2 separate regions of the Mus musculus genome follow, and region 1 is linked to region 2. A link is a loop called in an ENCODE intact Hi-C map of the cell type or tissue named here. Cell type or tissue: left cerebral cortex. All regions are shown on one strand. Each heading gives the region's core, and the rest is flanking DNA. Links, peaks and the distances in the headings are about the cores only.

Evidence for each region. Hi-C counts contacts between places; a loop is a spot of excess contacts. Peaks named below come from ENCODE experiments on the same cell type or tissue, not always from the same donor. Only the 100,000 strongest peaks of a DNase experiment are listed, where the experiment ranks them.
Region 1: it touches region 2 in a loop (6-fold over the local background); 16 of 42 quality-filtered maps call a loop at or near these places.

What each region holds. Positions count from the first base shown.
Region 1 is chr1:134,848,535-134,859,411 of GRCm38, reverse strand. All of the region lies in intron 13 of Ppp1r12b (protein phosphatase 1, regulatory subunit 12B), which reads left to right. It overlaps LOC115487658 (a small nucleolar RNA gene), which reads right to left and starts at 8,683; the gene lies at 8,544-8,683. In left cerebral cortex, for the core only: a CTCF peak has its summit at 4,882 (motif pointing right); a DNase peak (open chromatin) is centred at 4,887.
Region 2 is chr1:134,632,755-134,643,631 of GRCm38, reverse strand. Kdm5b (lysine (K)-specific demethylase 5B) reads right to left here. Exons shown (of 27, transcript NM_152895.2): 27 at 10,754-10,877. Among named protein-coding and RNA genes, the nearest start is that of Syt2, 71 kb to the left of the region's middle. In left cerebral cortex, for the core only: CTCF peaks have their summits at 1,919 (motif pointing left), 4,927 (motif pointing left) and 6,747 (motif pointing left); DNase peaks (open chromatin) are centred at 5,361, 6,739, 7,093, 7,773 and 3 more places; H3K27ac peaks cover 241 bases.

The DNA of each region.
Region 1 (10,877 bases), core at 1,067-9,066, 220 kb before region 2:
GTGTTCTGAGCTGCCATGGCCAGCCATGATCTTGAATTCACATCTCACAACAAAATACATAATATGATTTATTAATTTTAAGGAGAAATGGTCTTGGGTTTACTAATGTCTGCTTTCCTGAAAAAGCTGTAGTGTGTTCAGCTGCTACTTCCTTTCTTTACATGATGGACAGGAACGAGAAATAGGTTCCTTACTCTAATGAAAGTCATAAGTAAGTTGAAGTCATAAGATTGTATAAAGTCTTCACTTATCATCGGCTAGGCCCTCTTTTCCTCTATATTGAAATATTTCAACTTTTGAATTAAAATAATACCCATTCAAAAGTAAAAGTTTGATTCCAGGGCCAGCCTGTCTTGATTTGTAGCCCAGAATATAGAACTAATCGCTACCCTCCATGTTTTGGGTTGACATGGGGACTATAGAAACCAGCAGGCTCATCTGGCTCTGAAGGGCCAGATGATTTGACTAGCAGACTGCAGGACAGAAATGGCAAGTAGCCAGCAGTTGGCAGATAGCTCTGCAGGGACACCACGCTAAGTAGCAGCTGTCACAATCATGTAGTGGTCAAGTTCATTTTCCAAAGCTCCAAGTTTTCCTTAGCAACAGAATATAAATAATTCCCCGGGCTAATATTAGAGCTGATAGTGACTGACTGTCTCTGCCTGCCTTTTCTCCTCTTTGTATCCCTGCTCCCTTTTCCCTCCCTCTGACCAGCCCTGAATTTTATATCACTTTCTTCCTTCAGATGTCCTTCCTTCCATCCATCCAAGAAATGGCTATAAATAGTTTGTTTCCACAGAAGGCTAGAATTGCTTGTCCCTCTGAAGAACCCACATTATACTCAGCTCTGCTTGCTTCTCAAGGGGTGACCTATACTGACTGAGTCATCCATCTACCCTCATCCCAACCTTCCTGAGTCCTTTGGAGTCTATTAAACTAGGTAGTTATTCCAGCTAATGTGAAGCTGTCTGCAGATTAATTTGATATCATCTTTGGAATGTTAGAAATTTTAAAACATAATTAAGCCATCATTTTTAAAAACACTTAAAATTATCTCTAAAACTATGACAGTTGCCAATTAAAGAAAAGGTTTTATAGTTTCCCTATTTCTCTCCATTTTTGCTCTAAAATGTTTTCCTTGTCTAAATGTCTATAGCAGAGTTGAACCTACTTTTTCTTTGTTGATGTAATCTTTTTTCCCTTGTATGAATCTTGAGCAAGAAGAGAGCAAAGTGTACATGACAGTAGGTGAAATATACATTGAAAATAAAATAGCAGCCGGCAGTGGTGGTGCACGCCTTTAATCCCAGCACTGGAGAGGCAGAGGCAGACGGATTTCTGAGTTCGAGGCCAGCCTGGTCTACAAAGTGAGTTCCAGGACAGCCAGGGATACACAGGAAACCCTGTCTCAAAAAAACCAAAAAAAAAAAAATGAAGAAGAAGAAGGAGGAGGAGGAGAAGGAGAGAAGAGAAGAGAAGAGAAGAGAAGAGAAGAGAAGAGAAGAGAGCATCAGCTGACATCCCAGGCTACCCAGAAATTTTCTGTGAAAGGAAAGGTCAAAGCCAGGTACAACAGAGCACTGAGAATGCTTGAGGCAGGAGGATTAGCACAACCTTGAGGCCAGCTTGGGTCTGTCTCAAACCCATCTCAAGAAGTCCAAAATTAATAAGCGAGAGAAAGAAGGAAGGCCAGGCAGTGGTGACACGCACCTTTAATGCCAGCACTCAGGAAGCAGAAGCAGGCGGATCTCTGTGAGTTTGAGGTCAGCCTGGTCTGCAGAGTGAGTTCCAGGACAGCCAGAGCTACACAGAGAAACCCTGACGCAAAACAAAACAAAAAAAAAAAAAAAGAAGAAGAAGAAGAAAGAAAGAAAGAAAGAAAGAAAGAAAGAAAGAAAGAAAGAAAGAAAGAAAGAAAGAAAGAAAGAAAGAAAGAAGAAAAAGAAAGAAAGAAGGGGAGGAGGGAGGGAGGAAGGAAGGAGGAGGGAGGGAAGGATCAATTAGTGTCACCAGGCTTAGTGGTAACTGCCTTTGTATCTATTAAGCCATCTTGTCAGCACAATATAATTTTTGAATTAAGGTTGCATACATTGTATTTTTAGGCACTGCTACAGCAAAATTGACTATAAAAATATTAAACATTTTGTTTATATGCACTAGAAAACCCAAAGACTTGCTTTATTACAGTGACATTCATTTTATTGTGGTAGTTTGGAATCTCTGTAACTGATAGACAAGGAGGTTAGACACAGGTAAGTGAACCCACATGAAGAACGCAGTCTCACAACCTGAGATACAGGATTCCTACAGCATACAGGGTTTACAAATTAAATGAGATAAGCAGCCTGAAGTCTAAAATAGTGGCACCATTTAGACTTTTGGGTAGATTTTATTTCAAATCGATTAGATTTAGAGAAGCTAAGCACAGAAAGACATTTTTAATAACAACATGAATACTGTCAAGTAAATTGCTTTGTAGTTTGTATGAAATACTTGTTTTCCATCAATTATTATTAATCCTCACAACAAATTTACAAAGAAGATATTCTGAGCTCTCATTTACATACAAGGAACAGGTTAGAAAGGGAACCTGCTTTACCCCAAATCACATAGCAAATACCCAGCGTGGTTTTTAAGAATAGCCAGCTTAATTAGAACCTGTGTTTCTTCACATTCTTAATGAATATAAATAGACATAAGGATGTAAGGAACAGACCCAAAGGTCAACGTAGTATGAGCTAATTAAAAATTTCAGGATCCAGGAAAGCTTCTATATTTTAATATGAAATTAATACTGTCTATTATCCTTATGTTGAATGCTAATGATGCACAGGTATTAGTTTGTACTGTTCATCTTTTTTATTTGTCTTAAATATTATATAGTCTAAGTTTTAACTAATCAAAAATCACTGTCAGATAATTAGGGTATTACTGAGAGAAGCTGGGTTGTGTAGGTGAAGAATAGAGTTCAATTCAGCTAACCTTTATACTGAATGAGGACATTATTTGAGGTCTAGGTAATAAAGGCTGTTGATTCATTACTAGATGTGAACTCCCTTATATGATGATAGATGATATCAAATTAATCTGCAGACAGCTTCACATTAGCTGGAATAACTACCTAGTTTAATAGACTCCAAAGGACTCATAGCTGGATCCATAACGAATATTAAATAAAAATAAATATTTTTCTATATATAAGAAATTTTTTTCTAATTGATCTTTATGCTTAGAGGACCAGTTTCTGGACAAAATTGAAAATTAATGCAGAACCAATCAGTTTTAAAGTCATGTCGAGTGACTATTTAGTTCTGCAAAGGAATTACTCTTTAGTCTCTTTTTCCTTTTTTTTTGTTTTTTGTTTTGTTGTTGTTTTTTTGTTGTTGTTGTTTTTTGAGGCAGGGTTTCTCTGTGTAGCCCTGGCTGTCCTGGAATTCACTCTTTAATCCCAAGTGTGGGATTAAAGGGGTGCGCCACCACTGCCTGGCTCTCTTTTTCATTTTTATTTGTGCATGTTTGTTTATTAAGATAAGGTCCCAGTATATATGCCAGACTAGTCTAAAAAATAGTAATCCTCCTGCCTCAGCCCCACTTACCTGAAAGTGTCCTTTTCCCTCAGTTGTCTTTATCCCATCCTTCTCTTCCCACATCTATTTTGTGTCCTTGCTTAGGGCATTACTCTGTCCAAGTAGAAAACAGACCTCTCCTGAACACGCTCTGCCTCATCTCCCTCTTCCTAGTTGTCCCCCATGCAGAGCCTCCCCATGCCGGAGTGGCTTTAGCTCCTGTTCTCTGCCTAGCAATGTCCTGCTCAGTGCCATGAGAACTCTTTATTTTTTAGCTTTTTAATTATATTTTAACATTTAAAACACTTTTTAAATTTAATTATATTTTGAGCATATTCACCCCCTCCTCCAAGACCTTCCATAGCCTCTCCCCACCTCCCCACCCAACTGTAAGTTCTTTCTCAAAAAAACAAACAGTAACCCAATATAACAGCAAAACCACAGCCAAAAAGAAATTTAAAAACACTGAACTATATCCAAATAAAAGCACACACACACACACACACACACACAAAACAAAAACTGGAGAGTCTATTTTAGGTTTCTCAATTACTCATGAATATAAGGGGTGAGTAATGTACCCAGTGCCACTTTATTGGAGAGAACGGATTTTTCCTTACCCAGCAGGAAACAGTAGCAGTTCGGTTATTGACATTTACTGTAGTGATTGGATTTTCATTCATTCATTCATTCATTCATTCATTCATTCATTCCTAAAAATTATAATAAAATAAAATATAACCTAAAATAAAAACCACCTAATTGAAGTTGGCCATGACAAACCAACAGAAGGAAAAAGCCCAAGAGAAGGCACAAGAATCAGAGACCCACTCATTCACAAACTCAGGAACCCCATAGTTGTCTGAGTCTGGGATACCTCTCTCAGTGATTTTCTTAGTTTCATTCATTTGCCTACAAGTTCATTCTTCTCTTAAAGGACATCTAGGTTGTTTCCAATTTCTTGCTTTATGTTCATGGTTGAGCAAGTTTGTCTGTGGTAGGAGGAAGCTTTTCAGTTTCATGAGGTCCCATTTATATATTGTCGGTCATAGTGCCTGTGCTAATGGTGGTGTGTTCAGAAAGTCTGCCAGTGAGAGCTCCTTCATTTTAAATACCACTGCTTACTACTTCTGCTCTCCAGCTCCAGGCTGAACCCAGAATTCTCTTCACAGTGCTCTTAGGACAGTTTTGACCAATTAAATGGCAATGTGTTCCTTTTTGTCCCTGCACTGTGAACTTGTGAGGTGGCTTTTTAAGTGAATTTTCTTATCACAGAGCTGAATAAGTAGACACTGGATCAGTTGTAGGATCTTCTCTGCCCTCCAGGTGGCAGCAGAGGAAAGCCAGTTGAACTATTTGGATGTATGACATCAAAGAATCTAGTTTGTGTTTGAATCAATTTTCAGAGGAGCACATCTCCCATATTCCATTTTAACTCTTTTAATATTGGAAAGCAAATAGCTTCTAGCACATGAAGGCCCTTGTGGATTTCCTGGTACTTCTTCAGAGGACAGCAACCAACACAGGGTAGATTGCTCCCTGGCTTTCGAGTAGGATGCATACTTTACCTTTCAACAAAGCAGTTGATGTCTTCCAGGCAAGCTTTGTAACCTTTCTAGTCCGAGCTTCTCCACAGGCTAGCTAGTTTGAGTTAGGGAATATATAGATAGCATAAAATTCTAAAATTATGGGATCCTGAGTTATCAGTGACTGTCTAATGAATGTCCGTGTGCTTGGTGGTGTGCTCAGAGTATCGGTATAGTAGAAAGGGGATGTGCCATACCTTGTACTCTCAGGGTTGAGAATCTATAATACACTCATTTCCTCCCTCAGTTCAGCATTATGTGCAGGCAAATATATTAGGATTTCAGAAAAAAGCAAGGTGAATGATGGAGGATCGTGTAATTAGAATAGGCTTCATGGAGGTAGAATTTGAGTCAGCATTTATATATATGAAAGGCTTAGACTAGAGGAATTAATGATTTTGAAAGTTTACTGTATGCCCCATCTGCTTTTCCCCATAGTGCATGTTGAGAATCAGATAGGATAAAGAACTTTTGAGTAATCAGAATTAGTAATGAAAAAAGCCGGAATTTAAAACCACCGTCAGGACTCTGCTGCCATTCTTTGACCTCAGCAGGACCACAAAGGTATCTCAGAGGTGGGCCTGAGCTGGACCATTCCACACCAAGAGCTTGCCAATGTGAGCATGATGCCCGGATCTCCTGATGTCTCTGAGGGACTGGCCATAGCGTTCCATGGAAATTCGTATTAGGGAGCAGTCAGTTCGGGATACACAGCAAATGGAGACTTTCTATTTTCTTTCAAATCTGATGGAAAGTGCAGGGCTTCAGAAAATCAGAAGAGAAGTTGCTTTGTACATGTTGGGTCAGGATGCTCGCTCTGGAACATTGGGTAAGAGAGTTCTGTTTAAGAAGTTTTTACAAATAGGGCTTAGCTGAGGGCAGTCACCCGGACGATTGTTCCTGTTCCTCTTTAAATAACAATCTTTTTTCCTCGGGGTCTTAAAGTAACTCTGGGCACTATATTACTCTTTGATTTATTTCCTCTTAGGAAATCCCAGTCTCCTAACCTGAGGCGGGTGGATGGAGGGTGTGTTTCAGGGTCCCCATGCTCTGGTGCTGAAAATGGCCCGCTGACCACTGGCATGGATGTAAACTGTAGTGGCACTTCAAGTGTCCTTCAGGAGCCAATGTCCATTATAATGAAGTGAGCTGTGTTCAACTTATGGTACACACGATTCATAAATAATGGGAAGTAACCCACAGCTCTCTGACAGATGTGCTCTGACAGATAAGATTTGTCCTAAGCAGGCACCATTCTCCCACACTGTACACTGACGCTACCAGCTTCACCCTGCTTAGCTGTGTGCTGCTCTTGGAAAAGCCCTCTGACTTTACTGTTTACTCCCTAGCTTCTTACTCACTCTTCAGCCTACTAAAATAGAAGTTCTTCTCCACCTGCCAGCCAGTGACATTGCTCTGCCAAAAGCCATGTCCTCCTCTTCCTTCTTTTTTTTTTTTAATTTTTTTTTTGATTCTTTGTGAGTTTTACCTCATCTACCCCAGTCCCACTCATCTCACTCATATCTGCTCTTTACTCTTGCAACCCCCCCCCCAAAGAAAACACACACGCACACACACACAAAGCATAGAAAAATATCTCATCATGGAAGCTGGAGTATGTCACAGTGTGTCCCATAGTATATCCCTCTGACCACACATCTTTACTTGCAAATGGTTCGAGGTTTCTGGCTTCTCTGACACCATCAATATTGAAACCTCAGGATAATGAGAGGTGCTGCATAAGGGAAACCCAGGTTATCTCAAGAACATTACTGACCCATGCATACATCAAGAGCCAGCTCCATTGTGCTTTCAGTCAAGGTGCCCAATTTCCCAAGTGCTGCATTCGGTGAGGGGTGGGGCCAGCTCTAGTGCTCACAAATCCCCGGGGCTGGCTCACTCTTGGCATTCACCATCAGGGCCAGCTCCACTGTATTACATAGGCGTCTGCTTTCCCTAGTGCTGCAGCCACTGAAGGGACCAGGCTAGCTCTCCTGCTATCATGGCTAACTCTATTGACTATTGCAGGTGATGAGGGAGGATGGCAGAAATCCCTGTGCGCCCATGCCACCTCACCACAGATGAGAGGCAGGGCCAGCTCACTAGCTCTCATGACCCCAGGGCCAGCTTTCCCAACTGCCACAGGTGGTGAAGGGTGAGGAGGGGACAGCGTCACCCCCCAACCCACACTACCTCGTGGCAGACAAGTGGCACAGCCAGCTCTCCCTTGCTCTTGCCTTCAGGACTGGCTCACCCATGCCCCCTCGACCAGACCAGAACTGCCTAGGCAAGGTGCAGCACCTGCTCTCCCAGGTGCTACAGCTAACAAGAGACAGGGCCAGCTCACCTGCTCTCCTGACCCCAGGGCTAGTTCTCCTGACTTCTGCAAATGGTGAGGGGCAAGAGGTGGGGCATCACCCCTGCATTCATTAAGGCAGAGCCAGCTCTCCTGTGTTCTGGTCCTGGGTCTGGCTTACCTATGCCCTCTTGACCAGGGCCAGCCTTACTGTGCTGGTCAGGCAAGGTGCAGGGCCTGCTCTCCCGACCGCGGCAGGTGATGACAGGTGAGGGTATCACCCCCATGCTCATGCTACCGGTGTCAAGGTAGCTCTCTACACTCTGGCCCTCAAGGCTGGCTCACCTGTACCACCACCACCAGGTTCAGCTCTGCTGTGCTGTCCACACAAGATGCAGGGCCACTTCCACTGTGTAGCCTGAGAAAGGCACACAGCCCGCTCTCCAGAGTGTTACTGCCAGTGAGAGGTGGGGCCAGCTCTCCAGAGCTCTGGTGCTGTGAGAGATGGGTACAGTTCTGCGCAGTCCCTGGATATCCATGTGGTCCCCAGTGGGTGCTCATATTCTCTAGTTGTAATATGAGCCATAGACAGCAACCCCAACCCCTCCCATCATGGCCGTCAGCAGGCAGCTCAGGCTGGGATCTCACCGTGGCCCCAGGTGACAGGGCTAGCCACTCATAACAGGCTACTCCTCTCCACGAGGAGTCTTCAGTTCCATCTCTCTATAATGTTCAAGCTGCCCCACTTCTCTTTCTCTCCCATCTGTTCACTACATATGAACACATTATGGTGGCTCCTGCTACAGACTGGCTATATGGCTGGCTGGGCCCTGGGCGACATCCTCAATCCACTAGGCACTAGAGGGAAAGCTTGTAGGTGATACAGTCCTCCATAAGTCTCTGTCTGTCTTCCTCCTCTCTCAATATACTACATGGTAGTACCAAGATTGTATGTGTATGTAGCCCACCTTTGCTGTGGGGTGGAGGGCAGGTCTGTGGGTGTCTTCCCCTTCCTACACTTTGTGGCATGACAGAAGGCAGTTCTCTGACTGTCTCCCTCCTCCCATGCCATCCTGCCTAGATTGGGTTTGATTTTTATGAGTCCTAGGCATAAAACAGCTTTGGCCACTAAGCCAAGCATCAAGCTAGGATGAACAAAGGACTGCCATCTGCTTCGCCCTGACTGATCTAAGAACACCACCAACATGGTGTCCGGTTGACCATTGCCAGGGGGTGTCCACGTCCTTCTTAATGATTGGATTCCAGGGTCTCTTCATCTTTAACCATGAACTCTCAGCAGCACTTTATAAAGTTTACCACTGTTTTTTAAAAATTGTCCTGCCATGACCTCTCAGGTACTGTTCTTTTGTGGCTCCCCTTTCTCATTCTGAAGTTTCTTTGTGTCGTTTCAGTTCCTCTTCTGTAATAAGCAAGTGTTTCCCTTCCTTCTGTTCCCAGGGCTCTTTCTCTTTAACAGATCTACTCTAGCTGTTTCATCTGTCAGTGTTCTGTCCTGGATCTCTGGTGCTCCTCAAAATGCATAGAAGGAGTAAGGGAAGAGCTTGGCTTGCTTGCTAGACATTCTACAGAAGTACATATGTGTGGCTTTTATTCTCCTGTCCCTTAGCCCGTCACCCTTACTTCTTTATCTGTTTCAAGTATCATGGAAGATTTCTTTTAGGGTTCTCAAGTCCCCTAAGAAAGTCTAAAGACAAACTAGACTAGTTTCTAGACTTTAAAACAGAGAAAGTCTTTTCTTATGTATTAAAAAAAAATGCTATCCTACATATATGCTACCAAATTGAGAAATCCAGACATCACACTAGAAGAGTTTGCTGGTAGAGAGCCTTTCTTAGTTAGGGTTTTACTGCTATGAACAGACACCATGACCAATGCAAGTCTTATAAAGGACAACATTTAATTGGGGCTGGCTTACAAGTTCAGTGGTTCAGTCCATTATCATTAAGGCAGGAGCATGGCAGCATCCAGGCAGGCCTGGAGCAGGAAGAGCTGAGAGTTCTACACCTTCATCTGAAGGCTGCTAGCAGAATACTGGCTTCCAGGCAGCTAGGATGAGGGTCTTAAAGCCCACATCCACAGTGACACACCTACTCCAACAAGGCCACACCTCCAATTAGAGCCACTCCCTGGGCCAGGAATATTCGAACCATCCCAGAGCCAAAGCCAACACTTGGCAGAGCCCTTTCCTACTTCGCTCACATTCCCTGTGAGCAAGTCCTCACTTTCTCCTTAGAGATCCCCCGGGTTCTATCTGGGGATGCAGCCTAGTGGAGAGTGCCTGCTTGGTATGTAGTGGGCCCTGAGTTTGATCCGTGTACATCTAAAACCAAAACTCTTTCCATTTTCCGTTCTTCTTCTGTAGTGTTATGTTAACTCAGGCCCTGCCATTGAACCTGTGGCTCTCATATCCCCTTCTTTCCCCTCCCCCCAAGGCTGTGCTCTGCTGTTAGCACCAGGTCACTGGCGCCTACTCAGACCTGAGACTGTGCTCCATGAAGTGTGCCCCCCCCAGCTCCCCAGGAAGCCTCTTAACGCCTTAACTCTCCTGTGGTGTTTCATTCCTTAGCCCCTCGAAGAATAACAGGTTTTCTCTCCAGAAGAATCTTTGGCATCTTTGGTCTTGAATATTGATTATCAGTGTGTACATCTTCCCAGAAGATTCTGCTCAAGATCAAGGCTTCTTCATCTTTATCTATAGTATCCAGGGTAGATAAAACAAAAGTAAGGTGGGAAAATGACCAAAATGAATGAGAAGGAGAGTGAATGAACCAACGCAGTGCCAGCTAAACTAGGAAGTAGCAAGATACCAAATGAATAGGAATTTAGCATAATAAGGCACATAACTGGGAGTCATAACCCAGTTCCATTTTTCACGCATAACCTTAATTCAGTTCACTAATTATTTGGAGTACCCAATAGAGTAGGCAGGATGCTATCTGTCAATGCTGTGATGACAAAGAAAAACACCACATTCTTAGGACTTTATAGAGAGGAGGTTAGCATTGGACAGATAGAATGTTTTCTCTGCTGTTGGACACAGATGTGCGCTCTGTATGCCTGTGTCTCTCTCTGTCTCTCTCTGTCTCTCTCTCTCTCTCACACACACACACACACACACACACACACACACACACACACACACACACACACAGTACTAGTGACACCACTGCTGTGTGTGCTCTTGTTCATGTATCTGTGTATAAATATGCCAGGGTTTATCCTGGATCTTTCCAGTGTGAAATCTGAGTCTAATGAGTAAGTGCATATTTCTTTCTGTTTACATCTGGGATACATTTGAAACATTATTTTGCTTTTTCTTTTTTGCCTATCAAAGAAAGATAAAAGTAGCTTTTCCTTGGTTTAAACTCCAATTTCCTTGCTAGTAAAACATTTTCTCTTTTGTTTATG
Region 2 (10,877 bases), core at 955-8,954:
GAAGACATTAGGTCATCAAATGGGGATGGATAAAACACGGATTAAAATAAAGTGAGACACCATGCAATCCATATCTTATCTTGGATTTTAATTAAAAATAAAGATCCTGGCAGAGTTTAATCCCGCACACCTTGATCCCTGCAGCAGGTGGATTTCTCTGAGTTTGAGGTCAGCCTAGTCTGCATAGACAGTTCCAGGACAGCCAGGGCTACATAGAGAGACCCTGCCTCAATCAGTCAATTAACCAGCCAATAAATCCTGGTGTGACAAGTGGCAAGGGCCGAGCTTCCACGTTTTAGGGTGAAATCACAAAACAATGACGCATTACTGCTGCGGCTGGAAAGACGGCTGGCTCATCAGATAACATTGATTAACAGATACTCATTGCTCTTCAGAGGGTTTGGATTTGGTTCCCAGCACCCACATGGTGGCTCACAACCATTCATAAATCAAGTTCCCGGGGAACCTAATTCCCTCTTCTGGCCTCTGTGGGTATCAGGCCCACAGATGTGTATGCAGATGAAACACTCGTACACATAAAATAATCTTATAAAATATTACTACCAAGTTAGGAGAAGATTCCCAACTAAAGCACGACAGTGGAGGGCGGAGGAGTCCTGAGTAACTCCACGGCCCTCGGAAGAAAACGGCTTCAAGTTTTCAACTCTCTATCCAGCCTATGGAAGAAACTCAGGAAGTTGCAGATAATGACTGCAGGTGTATCCGATCCCAGGGAGTGGAGAAAACTGTCTTTCCCAGTCTTCTCTTACCTCCAAATGATCTTTCTCCTTCTCAGACTCAAAACAAGCAGCACCCCAAACCTTGGGAGCAGAGGACCGCTCCTTGGTGAAGCACAGAGCTTTATGTCACACTGAGCGTCATGCCCCAGACAGCTGGAATGAGCCTTGGCTTTCATTCACCCCTCTGAATGGGCAGGAGAGGGCTCTGAACTATTCGACCCACCCACTGTCCTGAACACTCTTGGTGAGCCAGCTGAGACTGAGAGACACTTCTCGGAGGGAGTTGTAAGCTTTCTACGATGTGAGGAACATATGGCTCAGAATTAGCAATCATAGAAGGCAGGTTGTCTTTCCTTCTCAGAGGGTGTGCACGGACTTTGAAGCCCTCCACCACGACAAGATGAAAAGCAAATCAGCTGAAACCCTTTCGGAACAATTAACCTCTGCACTTTAAAATCCCATCGCCCGGGAAACTCTCCATAAATTGGGGTTGTATCATAGAACTGTCTTTCAGACAGCCCCTAGCTGTGGGAGGGGAGCACCAACTGCCACAGCAGGGAAGGAGCCACAGTCCACACTTCCCAGGCCCACTACCACCCTTCTCTATTTGTCACCAATAAAGACAGAGAAAGTCTCGCAAGGTCTGGACTGATCAATATACCCATCTTCTGTCCACTACACACTTCATTGCCCACATCTGGCTCTTGGGAGCCTTGGTAGGGACTGCCAATGAGGAGGGGACACTGACAAACCTCAAGCTCACAGCTACCTCGTGACAGAGGGAGATATATGCACCAGCAGGTAAGTTAAGGTGTCGTTGGATCCCCGGTGAGAGCCACTGCTGTGACCTCATGTGGAGAGCAGAAATGGACTGTGGGCTTCCCCTCAGGAAGTATCTGTTTTCTGCCTCTGTAGCACAGATGTTCCCTAGGGATGCAGTGCAGAGAAAACCAGACACGAATGGATCAGTGTGGCCTGAGCAGAGAAGTGGTGCAGCCCTGTGGTCCCAAGCTCTGTTTCCTTATTGGCTGAATGAAGACTCGCACCACTTTAAGAGACTCCACTGGCTAAATAGTTCATGGCATCCATCCCCTGCTTTTCCAGTCTAATAGGGTACCCAGCACCACGGTGGCTCACATCTGTTTAACTCTAGTTACTAGAGATCTGACGCCCCCTTCTGACCTCCATGGGTACTGCATGCACATGGTGCCCAGACACCCAAGCAGGCAAAACTCCCACACATGTTAAATAAATCTAAAAAAAGATTAAGTATGGCAAAAGGTAGCTACTGTTGCCATACTAGGAAAAGACAAAATAGCTTTGTGACACCATGGTGTGTGTGTGTGTGTGTGTGTGTGTGTGTAGGGGGGGGGGGAATCCTGAAAGGTCAGAGAAGCCAGGGCAAGACCACAATAGAATTCACACACCAGATCCTTGATTTTTCTTGGAAAGGCAACTGAATCAAAGGCACTGAAGGCATTAAGTTTAGGACAACTCTGGAGTTAGACTGAAGAGCTTGTGAGGCCCCTCCCCCGATGGCCTCTAAAAAGATGTCCTACGCGGAAGGAGATGGAGCCCTATGATGTAGCACTTCTCTAGGAACTAATAAACCTTGGCCTTGAGCCCCCAACACTGACAGATCAAAAGCCAGGAATGGCGCTGTTCTTGTAATCCTAGCGTTTTGCCCAGTGAGGTGGGAGGATTTCTTGGAGTTCAAGACCAGCCCTGAGCTACACTTAAGTAAGCTCCATCCCAACCCGGGTTACAGAGCGCAACCCTCTCTCTAAAACCCACTAACTAAATCAAAACGGCCACAGGCAGTGTGGGCTTCGGGGAGGAGAGGACGCTCACCAGTTTCAGTTCTGTAGTCTGATGTGTGAGTTTGAATCTCAGCTCACCTCTCAGTCTGTGAGGCCCTGGGTTCATTTAGAAGTGATGGGAACCGGTAAGCACGGACGTTTAGGAATTGTTCCATAAGTGCCAGGCAACATCATGACTACTTCTAGATCTGGTCTAGATCCAGTAGGTCACTAAGTCTTAGAACTCTCCACATAATTTGCCTCAGAGAAGTTGTCTTTGCAGAGGAATGTCAGTGAATCTAGAAGCCCAGAGACTACTGGCTGGGGGAAGATTAAGGTTGGAACACCCTGGGCTGGCCCTCTGCTCCTCCCCACAGCCGGGACACTGTATTTCTACGGCTATGTGTGCAGCTCAGGCTCAGCAGCACGGCAGCCTGCAAGGTAGGTCTCTTACCTGGGTGTGGAGCAGACCAGGTGCTCGTGACCCAGGAAGATTCTGACACGAGAGTGGCCTACTGGGACCCAACCTGCATGGTACTAAGGGTCCCTTCCCAGGTAGACTTTTGCTTGGACACTTCTGTTCCTTACAGGGCTTCTGATTTTCTTAGATTGAGTTACTTTTTGCCGAAAACTCGATAACCAAAAAAAAAAAAACGGGCCCAGGCACAGCCCCAGGCACTTTGTTCACAGTGGTGAAGGTGTCTGGAAGCTGAGTGGCAGAGCAGGGCTGCCACTCCCCTGCCATAGCCCCAAGGGCAGCATGTGACCTACCTACCCTCTGAAGCAAGACACCTGGGCCTTATAGGGTCTCTTGAACTACATTTCCAGCTAGAATAAAATGCTCATCCAGCTTAAGGAAAAAAAAATGTTCCCTAAGAGAAAAGCTTTTGTAAGCCTTACCCATCGAGGGGTGGGGAAGGAACCCCAGTGCCCAGCAGAATGCCAGGATCTGGATCAGGGTTCTCTTGCTACCTCTGTGTACCAGCTGGGTGGCCTTTCCCAACCTCTGGTTCTTTTTGTTTGAGGCAGTCTCACAGTGTATCCCAGGCTAGCCTAGTAATACTCATGATTCTTTTGTGCCAACGTCCTTTTGGTCCAGGGCTGGCCAATTTAGCCTTATCAATTGATTCTCAATTTCCTCACCTGAAAACCAAGACAACCTCATTGAAAGTCATGAGGACTTTAAGTTGATACAAAGTAGCCACGGCACAGACTGTCCCACACTCTACACGTTGTACTAGCTTCCTCTCATTACCACCACAAATGCCGTTTCAAACGCCTCTTCCTCAGCCTTCCCCAAATCCACATCACGCCCCTGCCACCCCTTTATGAGTACTTGAGCTAGCTGGTGAGACCATTTCCACCCTCCTCTACTCCTGCTACCCGGAAGGTTGGCATCCACTCTCAGTATCAGACTCCTCCTGAGCCAAGCCCTGGCACCACCCACTGTCAATGCATCTGATCTAAAACGGTACTTAAGGGAGCCAACCTGACAGGGGGAGAAGCAGATAGACTGTGTAGCCGGGAAGGCTTTTTTATAGACTTTCTGGATACTCTTAGGCAGCTTTCTATGTGTAGCTGAATGGGAGCTCAAAGTTGCAATCTTCCTGCCAAAGCCTCTAAGAACCTGGATGCCAGGCATGTGCCATCATTTCCAGCGTCCCCCTGAGGATCTTGGATACCAATCTCATTTTGTGTGTAGGCCTGAATCCTTCCTTAGCAAGGTCACACAGCTAGTTTAACAGTGACACAGTTCCTGTCAATTCAATGTTTTGCCTTTCAAAGCTTTGTTCTTTCTTCTAAGTTCCATTATGTCTAGTACAGCAAGAACTCAAGACCTAGACATGGTGGTACACATAATCCCAGCACTCGGGAGGCAGAGGCAAGCAGATCTGAGTTCATGGCCAGTTTGGTCTACACAGCGAGTTCCAGAATGGCCAGAGCTACATACACAGAGAAAACCAGTTTCAAAAACAAAACACAATGAATGAGCAAGGAAACTAAGATCTATATGCACAGCACCTCCAATGCTAAACCATGTTTTGTAAGAGTTCATGAATCAGTGCAGCTGTCGTTCCCCCCCCCCCAACCGAAAATACAGGAGATGCTTAACCTGCTGGGCACACACACAGCTGGCGTCGTTAGCTTAGCAGCTGATTTCTAGCAATTGGTGAAATACAAATTCAAACCCTGACCTTTCATCTTAATCCTACAACCCAATCCTCCTCCCGGTGCCACACTATAGAAGACAGATCCTGGTGTCCAACTTAGAGCTAAGGATTGTAGTGACCTTGAGCACCTCAGTCTACCCCGCCTTCCCTCCTGTGGACCCAGCTCCAGCCCTGGGAACTAGGAAAGTAACTCAGTCCTGCCCTCTGCTGCCCTCTTCTGTTGTGCGCTAAAAGTTTCCTGCGACTTCTTCAAAAGCTGGAAAACAGCCTACTCTTCTCCAATCGCGCACGCTGCCAAATGGCTTCACTGCATTAGATTCTAAGTAGAAGTAACTGTGGTTGCTGTTAAAGGAAAAAAAAAAAAGAAGATTCTTAAGAGATGGCCTTCCACATCAGAACACTGGAGTGCTATCCAAGTTTCTGGCAGATGTAGAAGACAGACATGTTCAGTCCGAACTGTATAAAGTTCATGATTAAGGGCATAATTTTTGCCATCAAAATCCCATCCTTGGGCCTGAAGAGAAGGCTCAGTGGCTAAGGGTTCATCCTGCTCTTCCAGAGGACCCGGCATCTCCCAGCAGACACACTAGCCAGCTTACAGCTGGCAGGAGATTCTACTTCCTTTCCTAGCTCCTGAAAGCACCGCCCACATGTGGCATACATTCTCACAGGCATCTTTAAAAATCCCCAGGGCTGGAAGGGTGGATGACTCTGTGAGCACGTATTTACTCTTCCAGAGAACTGAGTTCCATTCCCAGCATCCCTGTGTGAGGGGGCTCATGGCTGCCTGGAACTCCAGGCCCAGACAGGTCTTCTCTGGTGCCCACACTCACACTTTTTTGTTTTTAATGACCCACTCTGGAGCTGGAGAGAGATGGCTCAGTGATTAGGACCACTGATTGCTCGTCCACAGGACACAGGTGCAATCCCCAGCACCCATGATGGTTCACAACTGTCTGCAACTCCAGTCCCAGACACATGGCGCACAGACACACATGCAGGAAGAACACCCATACAGGAAGAAAATAAATTTTAAAAAATATCCTACCTTACCTACAAATACTTTGTATTACAAGTATTAATCGCATGTAAATCTGTAAGAATCATGTCTGCTCGGCAGTGATACAAAAGTGTTTTTCTAAAAACTCAACAGTGGCCAATGAGACAGTGGGTTTATGGTTTTGCTGTTGTGCCTGACAACCAGCATTGGACCCCTGGACCTACATGGCAGAACCAACTCCCCCACATTGCCCTGACCCCTCAACTCATGCACTCACATGCAAATGCAACAAAACTTTGTTGAGACACAATAGAAATATGAAGTAAAAAGCAGCCTGAGAGCTGGTGTCTTGCTGCACATAGTTCTACCCCAGTTCTTAGTGTTACCGTTCTTAGCAATGGCTTCCCCGGGCTCACTCTACAGGCTGGCCGGCAGAAAGAAAGTCATCATCTCCTGTTTGCATCCCTAAGACCCAGCAGATTTGGATTCAGCTAAGTGCCCACTGCCCTCAATCCTCTTCCAGTGAAGACGGTTCTGGGGGAAGAACAGTGAGGTTTCCCGCGAGCACACCAGCCCAACCAAAGCCAGCCACCCACAGCAAGAAGACCTCTTTCTCTCACCTTTGCTCTCCCTGGGGTCAGTACATAAACCTACCCTAAGTTAGAACTATCATCAACTTGACAGGGAGTAGAATCACTTGGAGGCAAATCTGTGAGCAGCTTCTCTAGATTGCTGAATCAAATACAGATGCAGCCTGACCTCCAGCTACTGCTGCTGCTGTGGCTTCCCCACCATGTCAGACTTTACTCTCAAATGAACTCTAACTTCCGTGTGCAGACATCTTGCTGCAACAAAGCAATGAACTGATCCAGTGCACAGTATTTTCTCCCCTAGAAAGTCCTGGAGCCTTTAAAACTGCTGATCTTATTGAAAGTTGCCCAAACTAGTGTTTTTCTGCTTTTGGCCCCTAAACAGGATGAACCCAGAAAAATACCAAAAGGCTCCATAACACTCAAGGAAACAAAATAGCACTATCTGGTGGCCACCGCTGGAGTAGCAGACAGAAGACAGGCTGTCATTCTGAGAAATGAGCAGTTGGGCAAAGAGCTTTATCAGATTCACTACCTCATCCCTTCTCCAGCCTCAGCCACCCCCACCCCCACCCCCTACCCTTTATTTCCCGACACTACTCCACTTGATTCAGTGAAAAGTCCTGTTTGCGTTTGCTTGTTCAATGGATGGAGAGGGGAGGATGTAGTGATAGAAACAGAGCAATGAGATAAGCAGGAGCCTAAAAGCCTCCATGACCTATGTCAGTTTTCCAAGGCATGACAACTACTAAAAGCTGGTACCCAGGACTTACTTGCTTCCTGCCTGTGAGTAGCCATGGCAACAGTACTGGGCATGTATTCTCAGCATCAGTGAGGCAATGGAATCAGAGCAGGAGGCATTCGTTCAACACAGAGGGCGGCCATTTCAAGACTTACATGTGACCACTAGATTCTTCTCTGAAAGTCTCCTCACACCAGGACCATACACACAATGGTTGGCCGGTACCTGTAGGTTGAACCCTAGGGCATATGCCCACCATACTCAGATGAAGCAGGCTCACCAAACCTCATGGACAATATTCTTATTTCTCTGGAACCTGCAGGAAGTCCTAGGCAAGAAGTGGGACAGAGCAAAATGTTCTTAGAATAGACCCAGTCCCAAAGTTGGCCCTGCTAGGAAGGACTGTTAATCTTTGGGTTCCACATGCTGCACCACTTGCTCCTTACACTTGGTTTGAGTTTGGCGCTAAGTGACCACCACCTTGAGCATGGGAAGTACACTTTCAATTGCAGCAGGAAAGCTATAGGTGACTAGCACTTGTCTGAGAGCTTAGGGTGCCTTGCAAGTTTTGACTGGCTTGGAAACACCAAACAACTCCCAGGCACCTGGGACTACCTTTAATGACACCCCTCCACTTCCCCAGTCGACTATGCTCATGGTCATTGCCTAGAGAGCACTTAAGAGCCTGCATAGGCCCTCATCCCATATCAATTTCAAAGTATAATGAATACACATGGTTATGATGTAGGCTAAAATTAGATGCACATTTCTCCTTTTATCGTTTGCTGTCAGACCAGCAGCCCCGATCGTTTGTCCAGTCCAGTACGCTCACAGCAGAGCAGATGGGAAAGCACCGGCAGGGCAGCTCAGCACTGTTCTACCTCTAGCATGAGGCTTGCCAGGGACTAGCAAACCGATGGTCCACCTTACACTGGAAGGTAAGTGTGTAAGGTAACTATGTTTCTATAAAACAGCCTTTCTGTACAACAGCCCTGTGGTCTCTACTCACCTGAAACAGACCATAGGATGTCACTAATGCCATCCCTGTTGAAAGCAGGTTATTCAAACATTCACCACACACGACCTCACCCACCACAGCCCTCTACCCTTTTTCTCAGAACTCCAACCTGGAGTGGGATTATTACTTCTGCTGCTGGCTGGCTTGACACGTCTCATCTATACTGATGAAAACGTGCAGGAACATTTGTATGTGCTATTTATACATGAAATTTGTTTACAAAGTCTGCAAATACCTTACAAATTGATTATAGCTTAAAAATGGATTTACAACAGCATTGCGTTTTGCTTAGAATGTTTTAAGCAGCATTTTCTTTACAAGTTACACATGAAATCTCTCGAAGTTGAGAAACTTGGGCCACAGGCAAAGGACTGAGGACAGAAGGCCCAAACGGGGAGAAGCCATAAACTCCGGTGTTTCAGTCACGTTGAGGAAGGATGGCTCCAAATGCAGCCAGCCCATAACATGCTGACGATGGGGTCTTCAATGCTCTCTTCCGAAACTCTTCAACAAGCAATATTCCAGATTCTATTTCTGCAGCATTGTGGCAGAAGGAAACCTTTTCTTCTGATGTTTCTGGAAACCAAACCTAAGGCCTCTCTCTGGTCCTTGGCAAGTGGTTTTCCCGAGTTTCATCCCAGCTCAACAGAACATTTTAATATATGCTGACTAGCTTATGTCAGCTACTACTGCTCAGCTCTGGCTTCATGCTTTGTGCCCATTTAAAATACCTGCTGTCCAATACACCTCCTGTTTCATGTATATAGGAATCTATTAAGAGTCAAATTACATGAACAACCCTAGGCAGGACTGGGCCCAGTAAAACATCCATGGGCACCAAAAACTTCTCCATGTCCATCCCAAGACACAAGCAGGTCTTCTAAGTCTGCCAAATATCCATTGCACAAGGCCTCAGGGCTGGCAATGGCTCGTGGGGAAAGGTGCTTGTTGCAGAAGCCTGGTTAGGGTGGGAGATAATAGAGTCCACGGGACTTTTACTTATGGTACGGCCCTGCTGAGAGGCCCAGTTTCTACCACGGCCACAGAAATGAATACTGTTTATTCAGCTAATCACACACTAATCACCCACCAACACTGTTTGCACTTTGTCCCCCAGGATGGCTGCGGCCCCACAGTCCTCTTGACCCAGCATCCTAGGTGCTGGGATTACAACCCCACTTTCAGCGGTGGGCAGCCTGGATGTATCTTAGTCATTCTACCAAACCAGAAGCTATTAACCCCTCTCTTTCCGTGTTTTGATTTTTATATAGGCTCATGCTACTTAATCCAAGTGGACCTTCAACTGAGGCAAAATCCGGGATTCCATGCTCAGTGACAGAATGAAGGTTTGTAGTTTTGTCCGCCATTAAAACTGGAACTTCACTCTCTCTGGTCTAGCTAGTAGACTTCTCTAGTCTATCTGCCCAATCTGCCATCGTCTTCCTGACTCAGGTGCTAACTCCAGTCCTCTCTCCTGCAGGGCCTCTTAAGGTAGAAACTCAGTGGCTATTTTACTTTACCTTCTTTCTCCATTTATCCAGCATTCCTCCATGGCAGTGGTTCTCAGCCTTCCTAACGCTGTGACTCTTTAACACAGTTCCTCAGGTTGCGGTGATTCCTGACCATAAAGTTATTTATTCCACTGCTACTTCATAACTGTAACCTTGCTTCTGTTTGTATTTTTGTATTGTATTTTTGGAGACTGGTTTGCCAAAGGGGTTGTGACCAACTCATTAAGAACCACTACTCTAAGGTATCAGCAAGCTTCAAAGCTAACATAGTAAAATGTGTTCTTTTTATAAAACCTTAGCTTCTGTCAGGCACACGGGTGGCCTGAGTTGAAACTGGATGTCTTCAGTGTGTGCAGTGTTGGTACTGCACAGGGTAGGATGCACTGGCAAAGCTGAAGCAATCCCAGGGTTCATTTCATTTTACACAGCTGACATTTCAGACTTGGTATCAACACATACAAACAAACCATGATTCCCACTTGGGAAGGGGATGGTTCTATCTCCTATCATATCAGCAAATCTGCTAATATCAGATACACATGATACACAAGGCTTACACAAAGAAAAGCTGGTGAGGGCGCATATATAGTCCACTTGGCAGAGTGCTTGCCTGGCATGCACAAGGCCCTCACATTTGATCCCTGACACCACAGAAATTGGGCACAGTGATGCACACGTTTTAGCTACAGAATTAAAAACATCGTCAGAAGAATTCAGAACGAATTCAGAAGTTCAAGGTCACTCTTGGCTACAGAGCTAGATTGGACCCCATTAAAATTCAAATGAATAAGCAAAACAACCATTAAGACCCAGAGGGAACTCGGTGGTGGTGGTGGAACATGGCTTTAATCTCAGCACTCAGGAGGCAGAGGCAGGTGGATCTCTAAGTGAGAGGCCAGCCTGGTCTGCAGAGTGAGTTCCAGGACAGCCAGGCCTACACAGAGGGCTCATCTCAATGGGTGAAAGTTCTCAGCCATCAGACTGGGTTTCAGCAGCATCCCATCTTCTTTGACACATATTTACTTCCTTGGACAGTGCCACGCATAGGAAGCAGAGTCTTGCTTGTGCTCTCCCACTAAGGTGCACCCCAGGCTCAGTAATGCCCTCTTCAAAGCTTACTTTCATCCCCAGACAAGAAGAGACATCACAGCACTGCAGGACACTGCAGACCACTGGGTTATTCTTAAACAGATTTAATTACCTGGATTGCATAGGGGACAGTACATTTAAATTTTCGCTATTTCACAAACTGCTTTTTGATGTTTTATTAAAGGTCTGCTAACTCTGCCCACCATCAGGCTTATGG